2 separate regions of the Homo sapiens genome follow, and region 1 is linked to region 2. Evidence: chromatin contacts called from ENCODE Hi-C or POLR2A ChIA-PET data. All regions are on one chromosome and are shown on one strand. Each heading gives the region's core, a stretch centred on a gene start or an enhancer-like site at or near the end of the contact. The rest is flanking DNA. Distances are from core to core; before and after follow the strand shown. Region 1 holds the start of MAPRE2 (microtubule associated protein RP/EB family member 2). Region 2 overlaps MAPRE2 (microtubule associated protein RP/EB family member 2).

Evidence for each region. A loop is a pair of places that touch in the nucleus more often than their neighbours do. ChIA-PET counts read pairs that join two places held with the same protein, here RNA polymerase II (POLR2A). Pooled maps may share reads with other maps.
Region 1: a map of heart right ventricle shows a loop between it and region 2 (10-fold over the local background). The contact joins the promoter of MAPRE2 here to the enhancer-like site in region 2. A Hi-C loop is called at or near these places in 24 of 168 maps with a recorded cell type or tissue (B cell, CD4-positive, alpha-beta T cell, CD4-positive, alpha-beta memory T cell and 14 more), 13 of 37 single-sample maps with no recorded cell type and 24 of 50 pooled maps. POLR2A ChIA-PET finds 5 or more read pairs at or near these places in 14 of 52 experiments (CD4-positive, alpha-beta T cell, CD8-positive, alpha-beta T cell, GM12878 and 10 more).

What each region holds. Positions count from the first base shown.
Region 1 is chr18:35,040,040-35,042,739 of GRCh38, reverse strand. MAPRE2 (microtubule associated protein RP/EB family member 2) reads right to left here and starts at 1,327. Exons shown (of 7, transcript NM_014268.4): 1 at 1,079-1,327. The coding sequence starts at 1,200. RefSeq lists an enhancer at 1,218-1,367.
Region 2 is chr18:35,083,409-35,086,108 of GRCh38, reverse strand. All of the region lies in intron 2 of MAPRE2 (microtubule associated protein RP/EB family member 2), which reads right to left. Among named protein-coding and RNA genes, the nearest start is that of MAPRE2, 43 kb to the right of the region's middle. Within about 2 kb of position 1,273, at least 7 of the 41 ENCODE cell types and tissues checked have a DNase peak (open chromatin) inside an H3K27ac peak, as active enhancers do; they include gastrocnemius medialis, heart right ventricle and psoas muscle, where a contact is called at or near this core.

The DNA.
Region 1 (2,700 bases), core at 78-2,577, 43 kb after region 2:
CGCTTTAGAGGTATGTGTGCTCTGCCTCAAAGCAAAAGCATTGTTAGCGTTTATCAAGGTAACATTTAAAAATAACTACCCCAGTACAAAAGAACTTCAGAGGAAATATGACCGAAGCTATCAGTCTCCCTTCAAGTCTGGCCTTGAGCTGCATAAGACTCTAGCTGCATTCTCCATTACATTGTTATCCTTATCAAACAATGCAAACAATTTTAATGAGCTTATCTACTGGAACATATTGCCAGATATGTTAATGTAAAAATGATGCCAACCGTACAGGCCAACTCATTAATCAAAAGGCTCACAATACAATGACCAAGATCAGTCCCATCCTCAAAACAGACCTCAGCAAAAGACCAGGAATCACCTTCCTACTGTAAATAAGAAGGAAAGGCTCCCCCACCCAAGCGGTGGCCATAAACTCCTTAGAAAATGCATAACAGCGCCCAGTTTTTTTCAAGTCCTTTGCAGTCCAGTCTCTTTCTAATAAACCTAGGGTTCTATGGAGAAAATTTTGGTGAATGTCTGACACTATCACCTCTGCTGTCAATCCCTGCACCAATCAGCGAGCAGAATTCTTACAAAGCTCCATCAATCTGGCGGTTTAACATCACAGACTGCAGCTTAATCTAGAGGATTCCATCTTTCCTGCACACTCTCCAGGTTAAGCGCAAACGTTTTTCTCCCCACCCTCCCGTTTTCTGCCTTTTGGCACTGCTACCTAATGGCTCCTTTAAAATCTAAAAGGGAAGGAGGAAAGGAAGTGCTACTGCCTGTCTCCCTTTGGACAGCGGGGGAAAACAGCATGCATTTTTATCAGTGTGGAAGGAAAGAGATGGAGGGAGACCCCTCGAAGGCAGCAAACCTATTCACAAAATGCTTTCCATCTGCAGTCGCGGAGCCTCAATGCAAACCCAACATGACACATGGAAACAGATACCAAATAATCACAACCGCCTTCACAAATGCATGCCTGCAGCAGGGGTCGCAGGCAGTGTCTGCTCCATTATATAACGGGCTGGATTTCCGCGCGCCCTCACGGCGGTCCCCGGCGCTGCTCTCGTGCCAGCCCCATTACCTGTAGGAACGCTCCCCGCGCACTGTGTGCTTCCGGAAAGGAATGATGGTCCCGTTATTATCCTGGATGATGTCGTTGTTGTTCTCGCCATTTGGGGACAGGGTTTGGGTCGGCCCAGGCATTGGCGCACTCCCGAGAAGGGGAACAAACCGCTGTGGGCTGGCTGGTGAGGAAGGTGGCTGCGTCTTCCCGCTCGCTCGCCTGCTCCGCACGGACCGTGCCTGCCGCCTGCTCGCTCACTGCCTTCTCCCAGCTCTCGCTCGCGCCCCGCCCTCCTGCGGCCCCGCCCTCTGGCAGCTGACGTCAGAGCGCCGGCAGCAGCACCCTGGTCACGTGGCCAGCCTGTTGCCATGGCAACCCGCTAACTCATCACCTCGCCTCAATTCGCACAGGGTCGCGGCGTGACCACGCCAGCAGCTCCAGGCAGGCACCGGGGCAGGCCTACATCTGGCATGTAAAACCCCAGGCCACCCTGCAGCCCCCCTCGCAGACTCGCCTTGTCTGAAAACCAGCTCTTCCTCTAACCATTTCCTTTCCGACCCGTGCTGCCACTGCAGCTGTGTACACAAAAGAACGATTCATGCAAAGGGGTGTGGGAGACCCTTTAACTCCTTCAATACCAAGTTTTTATGCCATGACAATTAAACTTGGTCAGGTTTCAGAAAAACCTAAAAAGGACCTGGTGGCCAGCTTGTAGAAAAGGTATCAGACTAAGGTTAAAATTTCTGCCTTTCTCCCTTTCTCCAAATAGCAGCAACCATCTCCCCAAAAACAAGCCAAAAAGCTAAAAACCTACAAGGAAGCTGTATTTCCTTCTAATCAATGTAGCCTTTAATAATGTGAGGATTAAAGATGGCAAATTAAGAGATCATCTGTACAAAGGAATCCCCAAAGAGGGTTTTTCTTTTAAAAAAAGATAACCACCATTTTACCAGTTACCCAAAACCCTCCAATTCAAATTCTTTATGCTGCCTCCTGATACAGATCATTAATTCATTGACATTTATTCTATTTCCATTTGAATTACAAAAGTGATCACCTCACTTAGTATTTGAAAGTGCTTAACATTCAAGCTGTTCTATATCCTTGCAATACCGCTTTCAAATATATTGGCTATGTGACAGATACTATTATTATTCCCATTTTAAAGATGAGTAAACTAGTAAGATTAAGTAAACTGCTTAAGGTCACACAGCTAGGAGTGGTGAACTGGAGCTTCCAAGTGACATGGTTTTATCAATGTGACTGGACAGTAATGATCTGTAATGTGAGCTCAATAAATATTATAAATCAAGGTAAGAATCAAGTACTTCCAAGATGACTGTTGTGAAAAGATAACTGTGAACAGAATTGCTAGCACTGTGCAGTCTACGGATTAGATTATAAACTGAAAAGACCCTGCATATGTTCAGTACTGTCCTCCAGAGAGGAGAGATTTTTTTTTTATTATTATTTTTTAGAGGCAGAGTCTCGCTCTGTCACCCAGGCTGGAGTGCAGTGGCGCAATCTCAGCTCACTGCAACCTCCGCCTCCTGGGTTCTAGTAATTCTCCTGCCTCAGCCTCCTGAGTAGGTGGGATAACAGGCGCACGCCGCCACACCCAGCTAATTTTTGTATTTTAG
Region 2 (2,700 bases), core at 24-2,523:
GAGATGCCTATATCACTGAGGGATTTAGTTACAACTTTTCACTTTCCATAATCTTATTTGGTACTGATGAAAGGTTAGAAGAAAAGCACAACAACCTCAATTAATTGGACACATCCATGTGATCATACTCTTCATGATGTGAATCATTACAGGTAAATGATTTGTAAAAAAGCTTATTATCTCAAGCTAGTATCAACAAAGAATGGGAAGGCAGGAAACAGAAAACTATGTTGGCCTTTGGATCTGAGCCTTCTCATCTTGAATGAACAGTGACATGTCGTCACACTCTGCTAAGCCAACAGTATTCTTATGTGCAAAACGTCAGTGTTGGACTGATCTCTGGTCTCTAAAATTAGATGATTTTCTAATTCTCAGTCTGTCACCAAGTTCTCTTTTAAGGGATACTTGATATTTCTGCTAATTAGGAGACAATGATGCTCATCTTCATATGACCAAGATGTTTGCCAGTGCTCTTGCTTCTAGCCATCACTGGCTTTTGTCATAGTTAATATAAGAGGAGACTTACTAATAACACTGCTGCCTCTGGTGGAATATTCCTGGGGGCACACACACCCTTTCCAGATTCAGTTCTGGTGACCCTATCTTCCATGTACTTCTCTTTGAGATCTTGACATTAACAAACTCAGTAACATAGCCATATTTTCTATCCAGTAGTTGAATATTAGCAATGAAAAATCTCCTTCATATTAGATTGTTCATACGCAATAATCATAAAGTCATCCCAGCTTTATTTTGGCATTCAGCTCATCATTCCTTGAACTGATGTTCCTGCAGAACTGCAACTATTACCTAAGCCCAAACCTCGTGTTGAAGGAAGCATTCCCCTTTGGGAAATCAGGGCTTTACTAAAGAGGAAAGTGAGGCTGCAAAATACAAGGTTACATATTTCCAGCACATCAGCAGAAATCTCTCTACCTACAGAAATACATGCTGTAAGGAGTTTAATGGCAATTGTGAAATAATGCTTTGAAATATTAACATTTTAAAGGAATTTAAAATCCCAAAGTTCAACTGTATCATTCTAATCTAACAAAAATCTGATTAAATTAGTAGTAGCTTTTTGTTGTTTTCATAGGCATCCTTCACATTCCTGGCATGGAGGAGCAGCTTGAAAGCTTCAGTTACCACAGTATTATTTCAGTCTGTTAAGGGGAACTTTGGACACTGTTTACCTTACCTGCCCCGAGCCACAAATGCCAAAATAAAGATCAAGAGTTCAGAAATCCGGTTTCAACTGAGATTGCTCCCTTGAATTCCCATGGTCCTCAGCTGAGCTTCCTGCTTCTCTCCACTACCTGACATTGTCAGAAGCTTTTTATTCCTATTGTAAATAAGTCCAAAGACAAGTAGCTTTCAAACTGATCCCATGTAGAGGAAAAGGAGTAATAGCCAGCAGGAAGATTTCAACTCCTACAGACACAGAGGCGGCTTATGTGAACTGAAGAGAGTGCTGAAAAGCACCCCATCTTTTCCCTTGAACACACAGAATAAACTGTTGAAGGACATTTTCATCTCTTTTCTTGTACAGGAAAAGAAATAAGCTAGTAATAATCATTCAGGCAGAGAGGCAGATTTTTAAGAGCATCAGCAGATTAATTAAAAGGCCTTGTCAAATCATGTGATTGGTCTTTTATCTGATAAATGCCCTCAGTTTTTCATTAATTCATATGATCTTAAAACCTTTTTAAGAATCTTATAGGCCTGCACCAAACTGCAGTTAAAGGTGCCAGTATCCTCTGTTTATAACCTGCTTTCAACAAGAACCAAGAATACTTTTTTAAAAAGTAATGTTATTTTATTTATTATTTTTTTTTGAGATGGAGTCTCACTCTGTCACCCAGGCTGGAGTGCAGTGGCACAATCTTGCCTCACTGCAACCTCCACCTCCCAGATTCAAGTGATTCTCCTGCCTCAGCCTCCCAAGTAGCTGGGATTACAGGTGTGTGCCACCACACCGGACTAATTTTTGTATTTTTAGTAGAGACAGGGTTTCACCAAAAAGTAATGTAATGTTTAAATCTGAATTTATTAAGAAGCCTGCAGAACTACATTAAATGTTAGGCCTGCTGTAGAGAAAATTGATCAGATATTAATATTACTGTAACAAATTGATTTTAAAAGTGCTTCTTCATAGAAACATCATGGAAGAATAAAGAGTATTTTCTACTATCTTTCAAAAGGAAATTTCAATGGAGTAAAAACCTATATAACAAATAGCCCTTGATTAAGATTTAGGTATCAACATTTTTATTAAAAAGTAAATTTTAGAAAATAGAGATTTTACTGGCAAGTAAAATATCTCATTGGTTTCAGATTTCTTTTCGTCTGCTGATTAATGGTGCAGTGGCCAGCGCTCAGTTTCATGCCTAGATTCTAACACCAGTGATTTCTTGTAGGATAATGTGCTCATCAAATTTTACCAAAATAAGGTGTCTGACTTGGTAAAATATGATTTGGCTTCTCCAGAGGAGCCAAGAAGGAAGAAGTAGGAGAGGCACTGGGAGCACAGGGCAGGAATGGTGTGCAGGACAAAATGTCACTGGCTTCCAGGGAGGCTGATACTGAAACTGGCAGTGCGATGTCTCACAGGCTAGAGTCTGAGAGTGGAGCTAAAGTTAGAATTTGACATTCCAGATAGAGGAGCAAAGGGGACATAAAAAGCTTTTACTACAAATGAAA